Regions from separate parts of the Homo sapiens genome. Here region 2 is linked to region 1. A link is an interaction called in ENCODE POLR2A ChIA-PET data of the cell type or tissue named here. Cell type or tissue: OCI-LY7. All regions are shown on one strand.

Evidence for each region. ChIA-PET counts read pairs that join two places held together with the same protein. Peaks named below come from ENCODE experiments on the same cell type or tissue, not always from the same donor. Only the 100,000 strongest peaks of a DNase experiment are listed, where the experiment ranks them.
Region 2: POLR2A ChIA-PET joins it to region 1 with 10 read pairs; 2 of 35 experiments call an interaction of 5 or more read pairs at or near these places.

Annotation. Positions count from the first base shown.
Region 1 is chr14:105,815,755-105,820,754 of GRCh38, forward strand. It overlaps IGH. Among named protein-coding and RNA genes, the nearest start is that of MIR4539, 39 kb to the right of the region's middle. RefSeq lists an enhancer at 1,872-3,080. In OCI-LY7, CTCF peaks have their summits at 692 and 1,054; DNase peaks (open chromatin) are centred at 1,497, 2,447, 2,997, 3,557 and 2 weaker places; H3K4me3 peaks cover 2,676 bases; H3K27ac peaks cover 4,961 bases.
Region 2 is chr14:105,742,136-105,747,135 of GRCh38, forward strand. It overlaps IGH and IGHG1. Among named protein-coding and RNA genes, the nearest start is that of MIR8071-2, 100 kb to the left of the region's middle. In OCI-LY7, no CTCF peak of the experiment used is centred here; no DNase peak of the experiment used is centred here.

The DNA of each region.
Region 1 (5,000 bases):
AGTGACTGCAAATGGCAGCTACTTTGGTGGCTATTATTCACCACTCTGGTATCTCTCCATTACCTTCAAACAGATTTTTAAAATACTTCTTTCAGATTTGCTAACTGGTCCGAGTTCCCTGTATGCCCTTAATAGAAGCAGACATCTGGCATCTTTATAAGAATCACATTTTCCGTTTGTTGCTGGTCTATAGAAATAAAACGGATTTCTGTACATTGGTATTAAAGCCAGTAATCTATTATTTTTAATAATATATTTTTATTATTTATAATACTATTTTAAGTAATACCATTTAAATTATTGAATATTTTGGATTTTTGCTATTTTGAATTACTTTTGAATACTTTTGTATCTTCTCCTGGATTTTTTCTGCTCTTCCACTGGGACTCCTGCGCAGACACTGGTGGGTCCTGTGACTTCCTTCCTCAGCCCAGTGTCACTCACTTTTCTGTGGCTCCCAGGAAAACACACAACCCCTCCCCAAGTCCCTCTGAGGGTCTCCTATCACCACAGAGTGAAGTCCAAGGCTGGAATCAGGGCCAGTCTGGCCCCATGCAGTCTGGCCTCTGGCCTGTCCTTCCAGCCCACTCCTTCCCAAGCCCACTGGCCTTCCCACCGCTCTTGAACTTGGCAAGCATGTTTCTGGCCTGGACCCTTCCCCTCCTGCTCCTTTTGCCTGGGATGCACCTCCCAGTGGTCCATGTCCCCAAGGACATATTCTGGATGCCTGGCATTGATGGCCACACCCTCAGCTGGCGCTGTTGTCCTTTATGGAGCATTTATTTGTTTTTAATTGCTTTTTTTCCTCTTCTGGTTTCTTTGTGATTTGTTTTTAATTGTATTATCCATTCCCCACCAGGACCTTAGTGCCGCAGTGCAGACACACTGCACGTGTCCACCTTAGCCCTTGGCCTGGCACACAGTAGATGTTCAATGAACATCACATTGTAAGTTGCTTTCCATTGACGATTTGTGACTTCTAACACTCTCCATGTGTTCTATTGGCTATTTGTGTCTGCAGCTGGCTAAAGAGAACTCCTCTTCCCCACGTTCCACTGAAAACTTCTTCAAGGTCGAGCTTGTCTCATTCATCATGTTTTTGTTTGTTTGTTTGTTTGTTTTTTACATTCACTTACTTGGACTCTGATAGTTAATTTTAGGTGTTAACTTGGGCAGGCCATACTACCCAGATATTTGGCCAAACACCAGTCTAGATAGTGCAGGTGATTTTTAGATGTTATTAACATTTCAACCTGTGGACTTTGAGTAAGGCAGATCATCATCCATAATGTGGGTGGGCCTCATCCAGGCAGTTGGAGGCCTTAAGAGAAAACAGACGGCAGTCCCCAAGGAGGACAGAATTCTGCCAGCAGGCTGAACTTTGGACGGGAGCAGCAGCCTCAGCTCTTCTCTGGGTCACCAGCCTGCTGGTTTGCCCTGCAGATTTTGGACATTCGTCTCCACAACTGTGTGAGCCAATTCCTTAAAATCTCTCTCTCGCATCTCTCCCTCTATCCATACCTGTGGCCATAGCCTGTGTCTATGTTGATACCTATTTCTGTCGATATCCACATCCACATCTATGGGTTCTGTTTCTCGGGAGCTCATGCGAATACAGGCTCTCTTTCATGTTAGATACTTTGGTCACTTTCTTTCCTGGGGTGCTTACTTTGTTTTTGGTGGCTTTGTCCTTATAGAGACTTTATTTTTTTCCTTGTGGGCAAATTTATCAGTCTTACTTTTCACTGTTCCTGGCCTTAGCCTCATTCTGAGAGAACACTTATTCACCTTAAGAGAATATAGATATTTTGCCATATTTTTTTCTGGTGTGATTATTGATCTGTATCAGTGCTGGTCTTCAATTTGCTTTTTGTCCTTACAATGAGAGCAGAAATCCTTTCTCTTTTCTCTTTCATTTTCCCAATTCCGTTTTGAGGTCTTGTCCAAACCAATGTTTTCTAGAATAAACTTGGCAGGTATAGAGCCGGCTATGGCCACAGCCGCAGACATCAGGGCCTCGGCTGGAGAGGAGAGGTGCAGGCCTCTGGAAGTCTCTTTGGGGCTGGAGACTATGGCCTGATTTCTGTCCAGGTCTTGGGGGGCCTCTGTCCACAAGTCTAGGGGGGCAGAAAGGGCTCAGACCCTTCCCTCAAAATACCAAGGGAGAGGAGGTCGGCTGGGCCCAGGCAGGTGGCTGGTGGTGAGCGCCCCGAGATCAGGCCAGGCTTGTCAAGCATTGATTTAGGTGTGGGAGGCAGACATGTCCTGTTTGTTACCAGCTGGAAACAGATGTTTCTGCCCCGAGTGCCACCTTAGAGGGTGGCGTCCAGGCCCAGCAGGCTGTGGCGACACGGGTGAGCTGCAGAGCGTGCGGAGGCGAGGGCCCTGGCCCATGTCAGGAGGCTGAGTTACGACTGTGGCTTCAGTGCCGGGAAAGCTGTAAACACATTCCTGTGCGGGGCCCTGGGCCACCTGGGGCATCACATGCCCCCAGAAGACAGATTTCTGTAGTCAGTCAGGACTCAACGGACATTTACGTAACATGGAAAGGGGAAGTGGTGCTGGAGGGCAGCCCCCTGAATCACTCTGTTGGAGCAATTCTGTTGGGTGAAGGTGCATGAAAACAACACAGTGTGGCTGAGGGCCAGGGCTGTAGACATTCGGTCAAGTGCACAGGCTGTGCTGGAGCAGCCCCGGCACTAGAAACAGGCGCAGGGTGGGGAGTTTGCTGGGGTCAATGTGCATTGCGTCGTGCATTTTAGGGTATTTCCTAGGTATAATTGCTAGAGAGAAACAAAGCTCAAATACAGATCATCTGCCCCACACCAGGTTCCCACCATCCTCAGGGGAATCACAGGTTACTGGCTTTGGAGACCGAGATGTCTTCCCGCCTCCCAGGGGCCTGTGGATGGGACTCCCTGCGAATTCGACTCCCAGGGGAAAAGCCAAGAGCTGCCTCCTTGGGACAGCTGGGCGGCAGCTGTGATCGCACATGGCTCAGGCAGAGGCCTGAGCGGCTGCCTCCGTTGGCCAGCAGGCTCTGAGAGCACTCGCCCGGCCTGACTGTTCATCCATCCTTTCACCCGGAGGCCAGCTGTGGCTGTCTGTGCTCTCAGAGGGGAGGCGATGGCAAGGCGCCTGCCATGCAGATGGGTGGTGGGAGTGAGCCTGTTACACTCTGAGGCCAGGACCGGGTCTGGGGGCACTGGGGCTCCAGGGTGGCCGAGGGCAGTGGGTCAGGCCTGAGAGTTCTGACTTTGTTCTTGGTGCAGTGGGAACCTCTCTGTGGGTTTGAATGGGCCGTCCTGATAGATTCATGTTTTAAAAAGACCACATGGTCCGTGGGGTGGGGGTGGGGCCGGAGGATCAGCAGGAGCCTCTGGCTTCGGAGTCATGGCACCTTCTCCTTCTCACGTCTCCCTCTGCCTCCCTCCTGTGACACCTGTGCCCACATTCGGAGCCACCCAAGTAATCCAGGCCCCTCTCCTCATCTCAAGATCATTGGCTTAATCTCATCTGCAAAGTCCCTTTTGCCATGTAAGATCTCAGAGTCACAGTTCTGGGAATCTGGATGAAGACACTTTTGGGGCCTGACTTAGCCGACTACCCACCTGCAGTTTCAGATGCCTTGAGTAGGAGGCACATAGCTGACTGCCAGTGCCAACGCGTGGAATAAAAGTCCACACTTAGGGACAGATATGAGTTGAAACTATGAACAGAAGCTATTGGAAACCATAATATTGATAAGCTCACCAAGAGCATGAGCAGGGGTTGAGGGGAGACTGAGCGGGACAGCTGCAAGAAGATGACCTACAGGACGCATCCTAGGAGCAAATGAGGCACCGGGGTTGGGGCACATGGCTGACACCGGGGCTCACCCTCGTCCTGTCTCTGGTCCGTGGGTGGGGAGGGCAAATGGCCGGAGGAGCTGTTTGGGGACCAAGCTCCCGCCACACCTCACTATTTGTTCCTCATCTGGTGGAGTGAGAGAAGCCCGTGTCCAACTGACCAGGGTCAAATCCGGGCCCCCAGTCTACTGCTGGAAGATTCCGGGCAATGTCTTGGCCTGTTTTGGCTGCTGTACCAAATACCTGTCGAGCTAAATAATGAACAGAGAGAGGCTCTAACAGAAAATATTTATTTGGGAACAGTGAGGTGTGGAGGGAGCTTGGTCCCCAAGCACTGCAGTGGGAGCACACATACCATCATAAACTATGTGCATATTCAGGGAGGTAAAAGACGACAAAGGTTTTTAAAGGAAAAATGAGGACGATTACATGATCGTTTTGAAATAATCTTTGGCTACAAGGATCAATAACAAGGGTGATGCCAGTATGAGGCGCACAGGCAGTTGCTGGGCAGCTGTCCTCGCAGAAGTATTTTTTTGTGTAAGGTTGCAATGGCCTTTGTGCGAGGCTGTGTTTTTTATAGTCTTTTGTGATAGTTTTTGCTAGTAGGTGTTTATGCATGAGAATGCTTCTCAGCCTTCTCTGGCTTTATATGTCAGAGTTTCGTTTGTTTGTTTGTTTTTTAACACAAGGGACTCCATTTTGATTCTGACGACTTTCATCATATTTTCTCCCTTTGGTCAAGGTCTTTCTCTGGAAGCCTCACTGATGGACCATGCTGTGGTAGGTTCTGATGTCCCTCAGTATTTGGATGGGCCTGTCCCAGGTGTCTGGTCTGGTCACATGTTTGAAGGAGTGATTGATGTCTAGGAGTCAGTGTCAAAATCCTTTTAGCCACATTTGAGTAACAAAGGAGGTTTGAAGACAGTGGCTTTCAGGCTAAGTCTACCTGGAGTAAATGATTAAGTTCAATTTTGTCTGTGGTGTGGTCTTTTGCTATTATCTCAAAGTGCTGGGCTAGCAATATTCTGTTAGAAGTTGTACTTCTGAAAAAATTCAGCAAGTAACAGATACAAAGTTTAAAAAGGGAAAATAAAAAGTAAAATTAGTAATAACATGACAATCCTAGTTTGCATAATAGGATTATGCAAT
Region 2 (5,000 bases), 74 kb before region 1:
TGACCTCAGGGGTCCGGGAGATCATGAGGGTGTCCTTGGGTTTTGGGGGGAAGAGGAAGACTGACGGTCCCCCCAGGAGTTCAGGTGCTGAGGAAGAGATGGAGGTGGACGTGTCAGCACCCGGCTGGGGCCTGTCCCTGGATGCAGGCTACTCTAGGGCACCTGTCCCGCCTTGAGCTGGAGGGCGAGGCCTGGGCTGGCTTACCTGGGCACGGTGGGCATGTGTGAGTTTTGTCACAAGATTTGGGCTCTGCAGAGAGAAGATTGGGAGTTACTGGAATCTGGGAGGAGAGAAGGTGTCCGAGCTGAGGGAGTGGAGAGTTTGGCCTTTGGGGTGGGCTTAGGTCAGGGGCAGGGTCCTCCCGGATATGGCTCTTGGCAGGTCTGAGCCCAGCACCTGCCCCTTTGTGTGCAGGGCCTGGGTTAGGGGCACCTAGCCTGTGCCTGCCCAGAGCCTGGGGAAAAAGCCAGAAGACCCTCTCCCTGAGCATGAGTGGGGCGGGCAGAGGCCTCCGGGTGAAGAGGCAGACGGGGCCTGCCTTGCTGCCCTGGACTGGGGCTGCATAGCCGGGATGCGTCCAGGCAGGAGCGCTGAGCCTGGCTTCCAGCAGACACCCTCCCTCCCTGTGCTGGCCTCTCACCAACTTTCTTGTCCACCTTGGTGTTGCTGGGCTTGTGATTCACGTTGCAGATGTAGGTCTGGGTGCCCAAGCTGCTGGAGGGCACGGTCACCACGCTGCTGAGGGAGTAGAGTCCTGAGGACTGTAGGACAGCCGGGAAGGTGTGCACGCCGCTGGTCAGGGCGCCTGAGTTCCACGACACCGTCACCGGTTCGGGGAAGTAGTCCTTGACCAGGCAGCCCAGGGCTGCTGTGCCCCCAGAGGTGCTCTTGGAGGAGGGTGCCAGGGGGAAGACCGATGGGCCCTTGGTGGAGGCTGCAAGAGAGGTGGTGCCATGTGACCGCGGTGTGGGACAGAGCTGGGCCCAGGGCGCAGAGGCCCCTGGGTTCTTAACTGTCCGCGAGGTTCAGCGTCCAGTGTCTGGGCTCACGGGCATTGGGTGTGCGCCTGGCTGGCGCCACCTGCGTCACCTTAGCCCACCCCCTGCCCCAAAGCCAAGGTCAGGCCCGGCCTGCCCCAGAAAGCTTGCAGGACCGGTGGCCCTGTGGTGCCCTTCTGCAGGCACCCCTGCAGCCTAGGAGGCGGGGCTCGGCAGCCAGGTCAGCGCTCTGTGTCTGCCGGGAGTCAGCACAGTCCAGGGCCTCTAGCTTGGCCTCAGCTCTGGCCATCGGTGCCACCTCAGGGACGGCTCATGCCCATTGGCCCCACTCCAGCCTTTTATGGGTGCCTGGCTTGACCAGTGGACACTGTTCTCAGATGGCTTCTCGTGGGTCCCCCGAGCCCCCTGAAGCCCCTGACCCTGCCGCCCCAGCGTGGCCCTCCCCTAGTGAGTTGGCCTGACTTGCCCAGGGCCCTGGTCATAGCCTGCCCTCTGCCCTCCAAGGCCCTTTTCTTCTGTGCAGCAGAGGGGCCAGACACTGCATAGGGTCGGCGCCCTTCAGCCCCAGGGCCCCGGAACCCCCTGCCTTGGAATAGCCTCCTGGAGCCTCCTCCTCAGCCTCTCCCCTCCTTTCCCCTTAGCCCCAGTGTGCAGCAGCCCAGGTCAGGGCCCTGAGTGCCTGGATGCCCCCTGCCTCCCAGTGTCCTGCATTACTTCTGGAGGCTCAGTCACCACACCGTCACCCTCCCAGCCCTGGCCTGGCCTTCTCGGCCACCAGCCCACCTCCTCCCTCTCTCCAGAGCTTCCCCCGGCAAGGTCCCTGCTGGGCTCAACCCAGGCCCCCCAGCACAGGTAGGAGCCTTGCACCTGCCCTTGGCCCTCCCCACCCTGCATGGTGCCAGGACCCCCAGGCCACAGGGAGGCCCCATTTCTCTCTGCCGCTGGCCCAGTGGCCCTGGAGTCCCACTGCAGGTGGGGTGTGCCCCTGACCTCTGAGGAGGCTAAGCGCCCTGCCCTCAGCCAGGCCATCCCCTCTGCTCAGCCCCAGGGCCCCGCTCACCACCCCTTCCCCTCACCTGCACCACAGGCTCTGGCTGACTCTGCCCAGGCCCTGAATGGGCCCCTCTGGCTGCCCTCTGCTGCTACACTGCCCTGCACCACCTCCACTCAGCTTCATTGTGCTGGTGGCCCTGGCTCCTGGCAGCCCATCTTGCTCCTTCTGGGGCGCCAGCCTCAGAGGCCTTCCTGCCCAGGGTCCGCTGGGACCAGCCGTGGGACCCTCCTGGTCTCAAGCACACGTTCCCCCTGCAGCCACACCTGCCCCTGCCTGAGAGCTCAGCCCTGAGCCCTGGAACGCCTTCCCTTCTCCATCCCAGCTCGCCCTTGCCAACTGCTCAGTGGGATGGACTCACACTCCCTTCCCGGCACCAGGAGGCTGCACTGCACTTTCACCAGCCCTCAGCTGTCTGTTGCCAGCAACTACCCAGCTCCTGCCAAAGTCTAGGAGCTGAGTGATGCCTCCCACCAGCCCTGCTCACCTGTGGCTGCCTTGCCCTGAGCTCTAGTGCCTGTCCCCTGCTCGTCCTGCCTCCCACCGGCCCTGCTGACCTGCGGCTGCTCTGCCCTGGTCCCCTGAGCTCCAGTGCCTGCCCCCTGCTCCTCCTGCCCCCCACCTGCCCCTGCTCACCTGCGGCTGCTCTGCCCTGGTCCCCTGAGCTCCAGTGCCTGCCCCCTGCTCCTCCTGCCCCCCACCTGCCCCTGCTCACCTGCGGCTGCTCTGCCCTGGTCCCCTGAGCTCCAGTGCCTGCCCCCTGCTCCTCCTGCCCCCCACCTGCCCCTGCTCACCTGCGGCTGCTCTGCCCTGGTCCCCTGAGCTCCAGTGCCTGACCCCTGCTCCTCCTGCCCCCCACCTGCACCTGCTCACCTGCGGCTGCTCTGCCCTGGTCCCCTGAGCTCCAGGAGCTGCCCCCTGCTCCTCCTGCCCCCCACCTGCCCCTGTTCACCTGCGACTGCTCTGCCCTGGTCCCCTGAGCTCCAGGAGCTGCCCCTTGCTACTCCTGCCCCCCACCTGCCCCTGTTCACCTGCGACTGCTCTGCCCTGGTCCCCTGAGCTCCAGTGCCTGCCCCCTGCTCCTCCTGCACCCCACCTGCCCCTGCTCACCTGCGGCTGCTCTGCCCTGGTCCCCTGAGCTCCAGGAGCTGCCCCCTGCTCCTCCTGCCCCCCACCTGCACCTGCTCACCTGCGGCTGCTCTGCCCTGGTCCCCTGAGCTCCAGGAGCTGCCCCTTGCTCCTCCTGCCCCTGTTCACCTGCGACTGCTCTGCCCTGGTCCCCTGAGCTCCAGGAGCTGCTCCTTGCTCCTCCTGCCCCCCACCTGCCCCTGTTCACCTGCGACTGCTCTGCCCTGGTCCCCTGAGCTCCAGGAGCTGCCCCTTGCTCCTCCTGCTTCCCACCAGCCCCTGCTCACCTGCGGATGATCTTCCCTGGCTCTCTGAGCTCCAGGGGCTGCCCACCTGCTCCTCCTGCTTCCCACCGGCCCTGCTCACCTGCAGCTGCTCTGCCCTGGCTCCCTGAGGCTGAGCCTCAGTCCTGCTCACCTTCTGATGCTCTCCCCTTGTCCCCTGAGCTCCAGGGGCTGACCCCTGATCTTTCTGCTTCCTACCTGCCCCTGCTCACCTGTGGCTGCTCTGCCCTGATCCCCTGAGCTCCAGGAGCTGCCTCCTGCTCTTCCTGCCTCCCACCTGCCCCTGCTCACCTGCAGATCTGCCCTGGCTCTCTGAGGTCCAGGGGCTGCCCCCTGCTCGCCCACCTCCCACCAGCCATGCTGACGTTGTGATGCTCTGCCCTGGTCTCCTGAGGTCCAGGGGCTGTCCCCTGCTTATTCTGCCTCCCACCTGCCCCTTCTCACCTGAGGCTCTTCTGCCCTGGTGCTCTGAGCTCCAAAAGCTGCCCACTTGCTCCTCCTGCTTCCTACCAGCCCCTGCTCTCCTGTGGATGATCTGCCCTGGCTCTCTGAGCTCCAGGGGCTGCCCACCTGCTCCCCATGCTTCCCACCTGCCCCTGCTGACCTGCGGCTGCTCTGCCTTGGCTCCCTGAGCTCCAGGAGCTTCCCCCTGCTCATCCTGCCCCCCACTGGCCCCTGTTCACCTTCAGATGCCCTCCCTGGTCCCCTGAAGTCCAGGAGCTGCCCCCTGTTCCTCCCGCCTCCCACCAGCCCGTGCTCACCTGCGGCTGCTCTGCCCTGGTCCCCTGAGTTCCAGGGGCTGCCCCCTGCTCGCCCACCTCCCACTAGCCATGCTCACCTCCTGATGCTCTGTCCTGGTCCCCTGAGCTCCAGGGGCTGCCCCCTGCTTGCCCATCTCCCACTAGCCATGCTCACCTTCTGATGCTCTGCCCTGGTCCCCTGAGCTCCAGGGTCTTCCCCCTGCTCATCCTGCCGCCCACCAGCCCCTGCTCACCTGAGGCTGCTCTGCCCTGGTCCCCTGAGCTCCAGGAGGTGCCCCCTGCTCCTTCTGCCCCCACCTGCCCTGCTCACCTGTGGCTGCTTGGTCCTGGTCCCTGAGCTCCAATGCCTGCTCCCTGCTCACTCTGCCCTCCCTCAACCCGGGCAGCAATGTCACTCAGGTCACTGTTGCCCCCCTGCCTGTCCTGGCACCCTCTGTCCAGGTTTGGGCTGTTTTTCTGCCCTCATTTTTGATTTTGCAGCACTTGGCGTGTTCCCTATGCTGTGGAGCAGCCCCAGTGTCCAGTCAGGTCTCCCCAACAGAGCCCCTTGCCCTTGCCCATGTGCCCCTCCTGAATGAGCTCCCGGATCCTCCTGTCCCTGCACTGCTCCTGCTCTGGAAGCCTCTCTGGAACCTCAGCTCCTCAGTGGCCTCTGCTCTGCTGGGTCAGTTCCCTGAACGCACGGAGCCTCAGCCCTTCCCCTCGCCCCAGGCCTGCTGCACTCTGGGCCTTTCTGGGCCTCCCTGGACTCTTCCCTTCTCCCGCCCGTGCACTCAG